2 separate regions of the Homo sapiens genome follow, and region 2 is linked to region 1. The links are chromatin contacts, found by Hi-C or POLR2A ChIA-PET in ENCODE. All regions are on one chromosome and are shown on one strand. Each heading gives the region's core, a stretch centred on a gene start or an enhancer-like site at or near the end of the contact. The rest is flanking DNA. Distances are from core to core; before and after follow the strand shown. Region 1 has its middle 73 kb from the start of PLXNC1. Region 2 has its middle 18 kb from the start of SOCS2.

Region 1 (4,324 bases), core at 1,156-3,655:
TTTGATGGGATAAAAAAAAGAAGATAAAGGATAATTATTTAAGTGCCCATAGATTCTTGGCATTCACATAGGTGCCAACCTATAATATAAATGACTGGCCTTATCCATCATGTTTGAATATTCCCAATGGGTGGCACATTGTGTTCCATTAAAAATAGCTGGGTAAGGCCACTTGACAGAATTTTAAATAGGCAATATAAATTGTTACACACGTCCCTTCTGAAGGGACATTTTTAATGTAGAGTCTTTTGTCTAAAGATAAATTTCTAATGTTCTTTCCACCTGTCTCCTATGCCCCCAGAACACCCAGTCTTGGCTTTTCTTGGTACTTTACTAAATGCCACGAAGCTGAGGACTCACTGCTTTTCAATGCCAGCATTTCTGACCCAGGCTCCTCTCCCACAGCCAACCCATCACTAGGGCCAAATCAGCAATTGTACCTGCCGTAACAATCTGGGTGAGCGCCCAGGGGACAGCCTGTTCTGGTTGAAGCAGGACCTGAAGTTCTTACGGCACATTGACTCAGCAGGACTCAGATGCTTCCACAAGCCAGATGGGCAGTGGGGGTTTCCATATCCTCAGCCTGCAATCTCTTTAGCCCAGATAATAGGCCCACCAGCTGGTCATCCACTCCCGAAGTTTTCAGCTGGGCATTTCTCCATCCATTTAAAAGTACAGTAAGCTTTATAGATACATAGATGCTCCAGAACCATTTGGAATAAATTGAGCATGTGGCAGAGGAAGAGGGCAGGGGATTTCCAAGAACGACCAGCAGCACTTGGAGATTTGTTTCTTAAAAAACACGACTCCTTTTCTTCTCTGATCCTGTGGTCTATTGTGAAATGACCAGAGATTTCTCCCAAGGATCTTGAGAGAGAGAGAGAGAGAGACAGAGAGAGAGAGAGAGAGAGAGAACCAAGTGCTATCGGCAAAGAGGCCATACTTGGATGCCATGATCATCAGACATTTCTCTGGCCCCTAGAATGAGTTGGAACAGAGATGCGGCGTGCAAAAGCCTGAGCCTGGAGCCCGGGGTGATTTTAGAAAAGCAACACTCCCTCACCTGGGAGACACAGAAACCTTGAGAAAAGTGTGGAGCATGTGCTTGTGCTGAGGTGATCTATATATCTGGGGCCCAAGGTACCTGCATGGACAGCTAGTTAACATTCTTATTTTTGCCATTATTACTTTTGTTTTCCTAACTCCCCCGGACTCACTCTGCCCACCCCCACCAATGTTGTCTCCCCATCTGAAATGCCCTCCCTCAAAGCTCCCCTCCTCCACGCTGTCTTTCCTGACCAGAGTTCTCACTGACCTCCCGCTGCTCAGGGCGCTCCTAACAGTCATCTACCCACGTTATTCTGTGCGTATGAATCTGACATTCCCAATATGATTGTGCGTCAGGCGCCAAGCCTGGGCACCCTTCGTTATTCCACCTCACTACCCAGCCAAAGCGGGTGTCTGCTAAATGCCTGCTGACTCGTTGGCAGTGGGCTGGGACATAGAAATAATCTTTAAAAACTGAATTGGGTAATACAATAGACTTTGTGAAAAACAGATATACCTGAATGATGAGAAACAAGTTTGGCAAAACAAGACAGTAGAATTATTCCATCATTCTGCATCTAAAAAAAGTTAGAGGGAGAGAGAAAAATGAAAAGTTCCCAGTGACATCAGCTTTGGCAGTCCCTAATGGAAAGTGGCCTTGCCAGAGCCCTGCTCCCTCGCTCAATTGGGAACGCTTTTCATTAATGCTATTAACCTGGCCCCACAGTCAGAGGCACAGCCTGCTGGGCCAAATGTGCTCGGTTCCAATTGCTGAATCATCTCCATCTCTTTTGCCCTTCCTAATACCTTCAAGAACTAGGAGAAGCAAAGGAGGGCAGCAAAGAATTAGAAGAAGCACCAAGCACTATCAACATTAGCAAATCAGTACTAGGAAGTAGCTTGGCCGCTTCCTTCCATTTCCTTCCAACCCTGGGAACTCTTTCCATTAAAAACATTTCTCCACCACATCCATGTTTTAGACTTCTCACTGTATCAGCCCAAAGGAAAACTCAGCTCTCCATCCCCAACCACATACCATGAGCGATTTCCTTCTAAGGGAGGAAAGTCACCCTTTGCAGTTTACAGCTTAATTGCTTGACATCAATCAAGAAACCCTAGTAACATCCTGGGAATTCTGGGACCTTCTGAAAGCAGCCTGGAAGATCAGAAGTCTTTCCAGCTGCCCCCTAGACTCAGCATGATTAAAAGGTGCGGAAGGACCCCCAGATGGGAGATGTGGAGAAAAACACCAAGAAGGAAGTGAAAGTCAGACATAACCAAGAAGGAGGCAAATTTAATCTTCTCTGAGCTGGAAAATTAAAGCCAAGAGAATTCTATTATTAGGAACCTCTGTTCCGAAGGCTGGGTGGGGGCGGGATGCAAAAAAGGCTGCACTGCCCTCTATTGGGACCTAACAGCACTCAGCTAAGGGCTCTTCATTCATGATCTCAGTTAGTCATTGCACAACTTTTGGGAGCTATTAGTAATGGAAAAAAGACCAGAGAAATCAAGTAACTTGCTCTAGCTCATGCAACTAGGAAATGGCACAAGCAAGGATACTAAACCAGGGACAAATGGCTTTCCCAGTTTATTTTCTTGCCATTCATCTTTATAGCCAAGCTTTTCCTCCTTGGACCCAGAACATGGCATGTTGTAAGCGTTTGCCAGCAGTTCTCTCTGGCATGATGGGTCTCAAAGCTAGCTGCCTATTAGAACTACCTGGAGACATGCTCTAACCTGCCAAGTGTTCAAGCCCCACCTCCAGTGATTCTGATTTTAATTGATCTTATGTAGATCCTAGCTTAAGTAGGTTTTAAAAGTTCTCCAGGTGATTCTAACATATAGCCAGTGCTAAGAATTCCTGTTCTAGCTGCAGAAGATATAGAGGCAAAACACATGGCCCCTTCCAAACCTGGGACTTGTATTTAATAGAATTTAATACGTTTAGAGGGCTTCACTAAAGAAAAATCACTTTTGAAGGCTGTAGGCTTTCTAGTGGAATGTTAGTTCTGCTTTATGGTATGGTAGGCTGAATAATAGTCCCCCAAAGAGCTTCACGTCTCAATCCTTTGGAACCTATAAATAGATTACTTTACACAGAAAAAGAGACTTTGCAGATGTAATTACATTAAAGATCTTGAGTTGAGGAGATTATCCTAGATTATCTGGATGGCCCAGATATAATCACAAGGGTCCTTCGAAGAGAGGCAGGGGAGTCAGAGTTAGAGAAGATGTGATGATGGAAGTGGAGGTTGGAATGGTGTGAGGAAGGAATACAAAAAATGCAGTGGCCTCTAGAAGCTGAAAAAGGGAGAGGAAACATCCTCCTTTAGATCCTTCAGAAAGAACAGTCCTGCACAGGCTTGACTTTAGCCCATTGAGACTGATTTTGAACTTCTGACCTCCAGAATCATAAGAATAAATTTGCATTGTTATGAGCCACTAAATTTGTGTTATTTGTTACAGCAGCAAGGGGAACTAATACAGATGTGGTGCAGCTCGCTTCAGCCATCTGAGGCTTGGGTTCCTCACCTCTAAAATGGATACTCATACCTACTTCAATAGGACTAAATTCAATAATTATAAGGAATTCTTGTGGCTGGCACACAGTAAGTGTTCAATAAACGGCACCTACTATTACACTATTACACCTACTACTACTACAGCTACTATTACACTCATCCATAGAGGAACCTGGGATTCTCATCTCCTGAGAATCCCAGGTTCCTCATGCAGCTCTGAGTCAAAACAGGTGGGGCACAAAGTGGAAAAAATATAATAAGATGTGAGAAGAAAGAGGCTTTTAGTTGTGCCCAAATACATTTCTACAGGACAAGGGATCAAGGTGAATGGAAAATAAATTAGCAAGAGAGCAGTGGCAGCAGAATTTCTCAGCCAGCTGGCCTCTGGGGGATGTTTGCACACGCTGGTTCTGAACATGCTATCAGATTCCTGGCACTATTGGGTCCACTTCCCAGGAACTCAGCCCCTTATTGTAAGAATTCACAAAGAGAAAGAGAAAAGGAATTAGAATCATCATAATACCTAAAGGACCCAGAAATATACAAGTTCCCCTGTCCAAATACAGCTAGCCAGTCAATTTCTGAGCAGTTGGACAATTTCAGGTTCTTAAGCTCTCACAAGAATAAAACATTGTTTTCTATCTATGTAGTGTTGGTTGGATTGATAGTATTAATGGACATTCTACCATGTATGAGACTTATGACCTTAGGCAAATTACTCTGTTCTTCAGCTTCTTCACCTGTAAAACAGGGAC
Region 2 (4,525 bases), core at 1,511-4,010, 480 kb before region 1:
GCATGTTCTTGGCTCACTGCAATCTCCACCTCCCAGGTTCAAGCAATTCTCCTGTCTCAGCCTTCCAAGTATCTGGGACTACAGGCATGCACCACCAAGCCTAGCTAATTTTTTTTTTTTATTTTTAGTGGAGAAGGGGTTTTGCCATGTTGGCCAGGCTGGTCTTGAACTCCTGACCTCAGGTGATCCACCCGCCTCGGCCTCCCAAAGTGCTGGGATTACAGGCGTGAGCCACCGCGCCTGGCCTGACAGAGTGAATTTGTTGATAGATCAGGGACATAAAGCAGGGGTAGGGGTACGCATAGACCCCATTTCCTCCAGCAGTTTTCTGGCTGGAGCAGAATGCTTATGCTTGCCACATGTGTTCCTTTCTTCCCAGTGCTATCATTATTTACCGTACAGCATGGTTTAAAACACGGAAAACATCCATCCTTTGCTTCCCTCCTCTGTGCCTGCCAGTCCTACACCTTTCTCAACTCTTTTAGTGTTATCTTCTCCAGCTAGACTGCAGATTCTGGGCAGGCAGTGCCTTGCAGTCTGCGACCCCATCATATATTTTTCACAGTTGATGTTGAATACATGACTGATAGATTTCAAAGGCATTTCCTGTTTTGAGGTCACCATGTACACCATATTCTAGTTACAGAAATTATACCAACCTTGACATTCTGGGAATTTTTTTTTTAAATTCCCATGGGTTCTATCATTTGTCTTCTCATAAAATAATACAAAATGTGCAAATAAAAAAATCCATATGCTTGGGCTTCCTGATTGTTTTTATTAAAGTGAGTTTAGTGATGGTGGGTTAAATAATGCTGTAATCTTAAGCCAGAAATTGAGAATATGGATTTGAAATGTCCCCATTCCCTTTTTTTGTTTGTTTTTGTTTTGTTTTGTTTGCTGTTGCATGTTCTTGGCAGCAGTGGTTGATGTCAGTATTGTTGCCCATGTTGTAGACTGCAGATGTTGCAGTGTAGCTTAGTACTTTGGTTCGCTTGCTGAAATTCCTCACTGTGCTTCTTATGAGGTCCAGGAACATATAGATTTGCAGTCTGATGTATTTTGATGATTGCCAGATAAAACTGATGTCTGGCACTTTTTCCAGGAGAAACACATGTAGACGTTTCCAAGTTGATTTGTAGGGACTTAGTGTTATTAGAACTTTGTGGCAAAACTTTTTCTCAAGTGGCAGAAGAAATAAAGGAACTTCAGTTTTGAGGGCTGTTAACAGCACTTCCATTAGTGGCAAAGCTGAGATGGTTGACAAAGTACTGGATTGTTGAGATGGACCTTCCAGGCCGGGTGTGGTGGCTCACGCCTGTAATCCCAGCACTTTGGGAGGCCAAGGTGAGCGGATCATGAGGTCAGGAGTTCGAGACCAGCCTGACCAACACGATGAAACTCCATCTCTACCAAAAATACAAAAATTGGCCTGGTGTGGTGGTGCGCGCCTATAATCTCAGCTACTCAGGAGGCTTGAACCCGGTAGGTGGAGGTTGTAGTAAGCTGAGATCGCGCCACTGCACTCCAGACTGGGTGACAGAGCGAGACTCAGTCTCAAAAAAAAAAAAGAATAAGCAAGTACTGTATTTGGACTTTTAAGCATTACTGATACAGTAAAATACAGTTTTAGCTACCGACGCAAGACTAGCACCCAAGATTTTAGAAAAAGGCACTTTTTCCCTTTTATTTTCCAATAACATTTCTCAATCTGGTAACCAGAGAGACTACTCTGGGATTAATTTGAGTCTGATTGCTGTTTACTGTTCTAACAAGAACAGTTTTTTTGGAGAGGAGAGCAGAGTTTAGGAGAAACGAACTATTAAAAGTTAGCTTCCCGTATGGGCGTGGTGGCTCAGGCCTGTAATCCCAGCACTTTGGGAGGCCGAAGTGGGCGGATCACGAGGTCAGGAGATCGAGACCATCCTGGCCAACATGGTGAAACCTGTCTCTACTAAAAATACAAAAATTAGCTGGGCGTGGTGGCACGTGCCTGTAATCCCAGCTACTCCGGAGGCTGAGGCAGAAAGAATCGCTTGAACCCAGCAGGCAGAGCCGAGATGGCGCCACTGCACTCCAGCCTGGGCGACAGAGCAAGACTCCGCCTCAAAAAAAAAAAAAAAAAAAAAAAAAAAAAAAAAAAAAAAGTTAGCTTCCCAGTGTACACATGAAAAGTACAATCCTTTTCTTCATTTATATTATAATTATTTGAAGAGCAAATTAGGTATTGTTAGTGAAGAAATGAGAGTGATTACCTGGTAATATGATGAGTTACTTTTTCTTTAAACTTACTGGCTTTTCCCTTAACACTAATGGTCTGGATAACAAGTTTTTACTTGTTGGCAGTGCAGTTTAGCCTCCGAACACTCTTGGAACAAAATGACTAATTTTTTTTAACGCTTTATTGAAATATAAATTTTAGGAGAGTAAACATTTTCGATTTGGAAGAAGTAGTTACGTTACAGACCTTCAAATCCAGCTTGTTCGGGAGACTTGACATTTAATCACTAGGCTAATGAAGCGCCAGAAGAGAGAGCTTTTATGGTTAGAAAGGGAGGTGTTTTTTAAAAAAAAAACAAACGAACAAACAAAAAAAAAAAAACAAGGCTCAGCCCGAGATACTGGAAGCGACTTGACCTTGATTTACATATACAAGGAACGGAAATGAATTAGCCCGGCTAGATATTTCTAGGAACTAGTTAAGGGAGAATGAACAAGATGGGAGCGAGGAGAAAGCGTGTGTGCGTTCGTGTGTGGCTGTCTGTCTGTCTGTCTGCGGCAAGAGGAATCTCAGAGTTTCGGTTATTTCTCCTTGAAGAATTTTCAAACGGAGTTCCTGCAGGGGCTGGCTCTAGCGTCTACGATGTGCACACACTGTCTCTCAAGAGGGAAGTGATCCTGGCGCCACGGGGTGATGCAGCAGAAGTTCTTTTTGTCTGTGGCCAGGGTAGAGTGCGGAGCCCCACGGAGCTGTGGCGTGGCGGCTCCTCCCAGACGCGTCCGGGGCGCCGCTCGGGTCTCCCAGGACCTTATGTAACCCAGCGTCGGCAGCAAGGAGCCGGTCACAGGCTGACCAACGTCAAGGCGTTTCACTTTGGAAGCGCACCAGATGAGTGTGGTATTGAGAGCAGACGGCTGGGTGCAATGTTTTTGCCGCATATCTCATGGGTTATTTTAATCTTTTCACGTAGTCTTAAGGGTCTCACTAGACCGTATATGAGAATGTGGCCAGGGATGTGGCTTCTATAGATTGTCCCAGATAAGAGCATCCCTTTTGTTTTTGTTAATGCAGGGTAAATACAACCTCTTCTTAGGAGCTAGTTTTTCAATTATTCTAAAAGTGATAACATGCTCATGGTTCAAAATTTAGTCAGTTCAGAAGTGCACAAAATGAAAAAATTGTCCAACTCCCGTCCCACTCCCCAGAGGTAACTATTATTAAAAGTTTCCTTTTTATTGTTCCAGAATTTTTTTAATGCAGTCGAAGCCTCTATTTAAATCATGTTTTAAAGCACACACAAATATTATTGTACTATACTTTCTGCTCTGCAATTTGCTTTTAAAATTTAATATTTGGACTCTCTATGTCTACCTTTCTCTCTATATATCTATTTATATCTTCATGGCAACATAAGGCTTTGCCTCATTCTTTTCAACAGCTGCACAATATTCCATGATATGAATGTACCATTACTGATTGAATCAGTCTCCTGCTAGTGGATATACAGGTTGTTCCCAGTTTCGTGCTATTACAAACAACGGTGCGGTACAAATCTGTGTGCTAATTGTTGCTGTGTGCTTATGGGAACATATATGTTGAGTACATTCTTAGAAGTGGAACTTTGGGGCCCAAGGGTACATGGCACTTAACATTTTAATAGATATTTACTTTCAAATCACATTCCCAAAAGGTTGTTCCCATGCATATTTCAGATGGAAATAAATTCTGTCTTTCAAGTTGTACACATAGCTGAGGGTTTTCCTTAAAATACTGTTCATTTTTAAACAGCATATTTTCCATTGAGATCGAATAAACTTGTTTATTTGCTAATTAATTGCCCTTGAAGTTAAATCTCTATTCTAGAAAAGATGTCTGAGAAACCTAGTGGAAAGGCCTCAACAACTTCGTCCCAGCCTTGATCAGAGACATTCACAGCTATGGGACAGGCACATGGCTCTATGCCTTGACTGTGGCTTCATAGACAGCTGTCTTTAAAAACCCTAGGGTAGGACTGAGAAAGCTTTTTTTTTTTTTTTTTTTTTGGTATGTGTAATAATATCATCTTCAATTAGTTCTGTTCAAAGGACATCGATTAAGCACAACTATAGTAAAAGTTTCTCCAGTTCCCTACTCTCTGTCCCCTTATCCTGGTTTCCTGCCTTCTCTCTCCCCTTTTGTGTTTGTTTCTTTTCATACCAGTTATCCTCTGCACCCACTCCTGACACCAGATTGGGTGGCCAGTTCTAGGAACAATGAAACTGATTTCCTACAACTGGAAGGTGGTTCTGGAGAGGGAATTAGCTT

What was found. Hi-C counts contacts between places; a loop is a spot of excess contacts on that map. ChIA-PET counts read pairs that join two places held with the same protein, here RNA polymerase II (POLR2A). Pooled maps may share reads with other maps.
Region 2: a loop to region 1 is called in a pooled map, with 2.7 times the contacts of the local background. The contact joins two enhancer-like sites. A Hi-C loop is called at or near these places in 5 of 50 pooled maps. POLR2A ChIA-PET finds 5 or more read pairs at or near these places in 5 of 52 experiments (A673, BJ, OCI-LY7 and 2 more).

Annotation. Positions count from the first base shown.
Region 1 is chr12:94,073,031-94,077,354 of GRCh38, forward strand. No RefSeq gene overlaps it. Among named protein-coding and RNA genes, the nearest start is that of PLXNC1, 73 kb to the right of the region's middle. Within about 2 kb of position 2,406, at least 14 of the 41 ENCODE cell types and tissues checked have a DNase peak (open chromatin) inside an H3K27ac peak, as active enhancers do.
Region 2 is chr12:93,588,676-93,593,200 of GRCh38, forward strand. It overlaps a transcript of SOCS2 not described here. Among named protein-coding and RNA genes, the nearest start is that of SOCS2, 18 kb to the left of the region's middle. RefSeq lists an enhancer at 2,446-3,005. Within about 2 kb of position 2,761, at least 32 of the 41 ENCODE cell types and tissues checked have a DNase peak (open chromatin) inside an H3K27ac peak, as active enhancers do.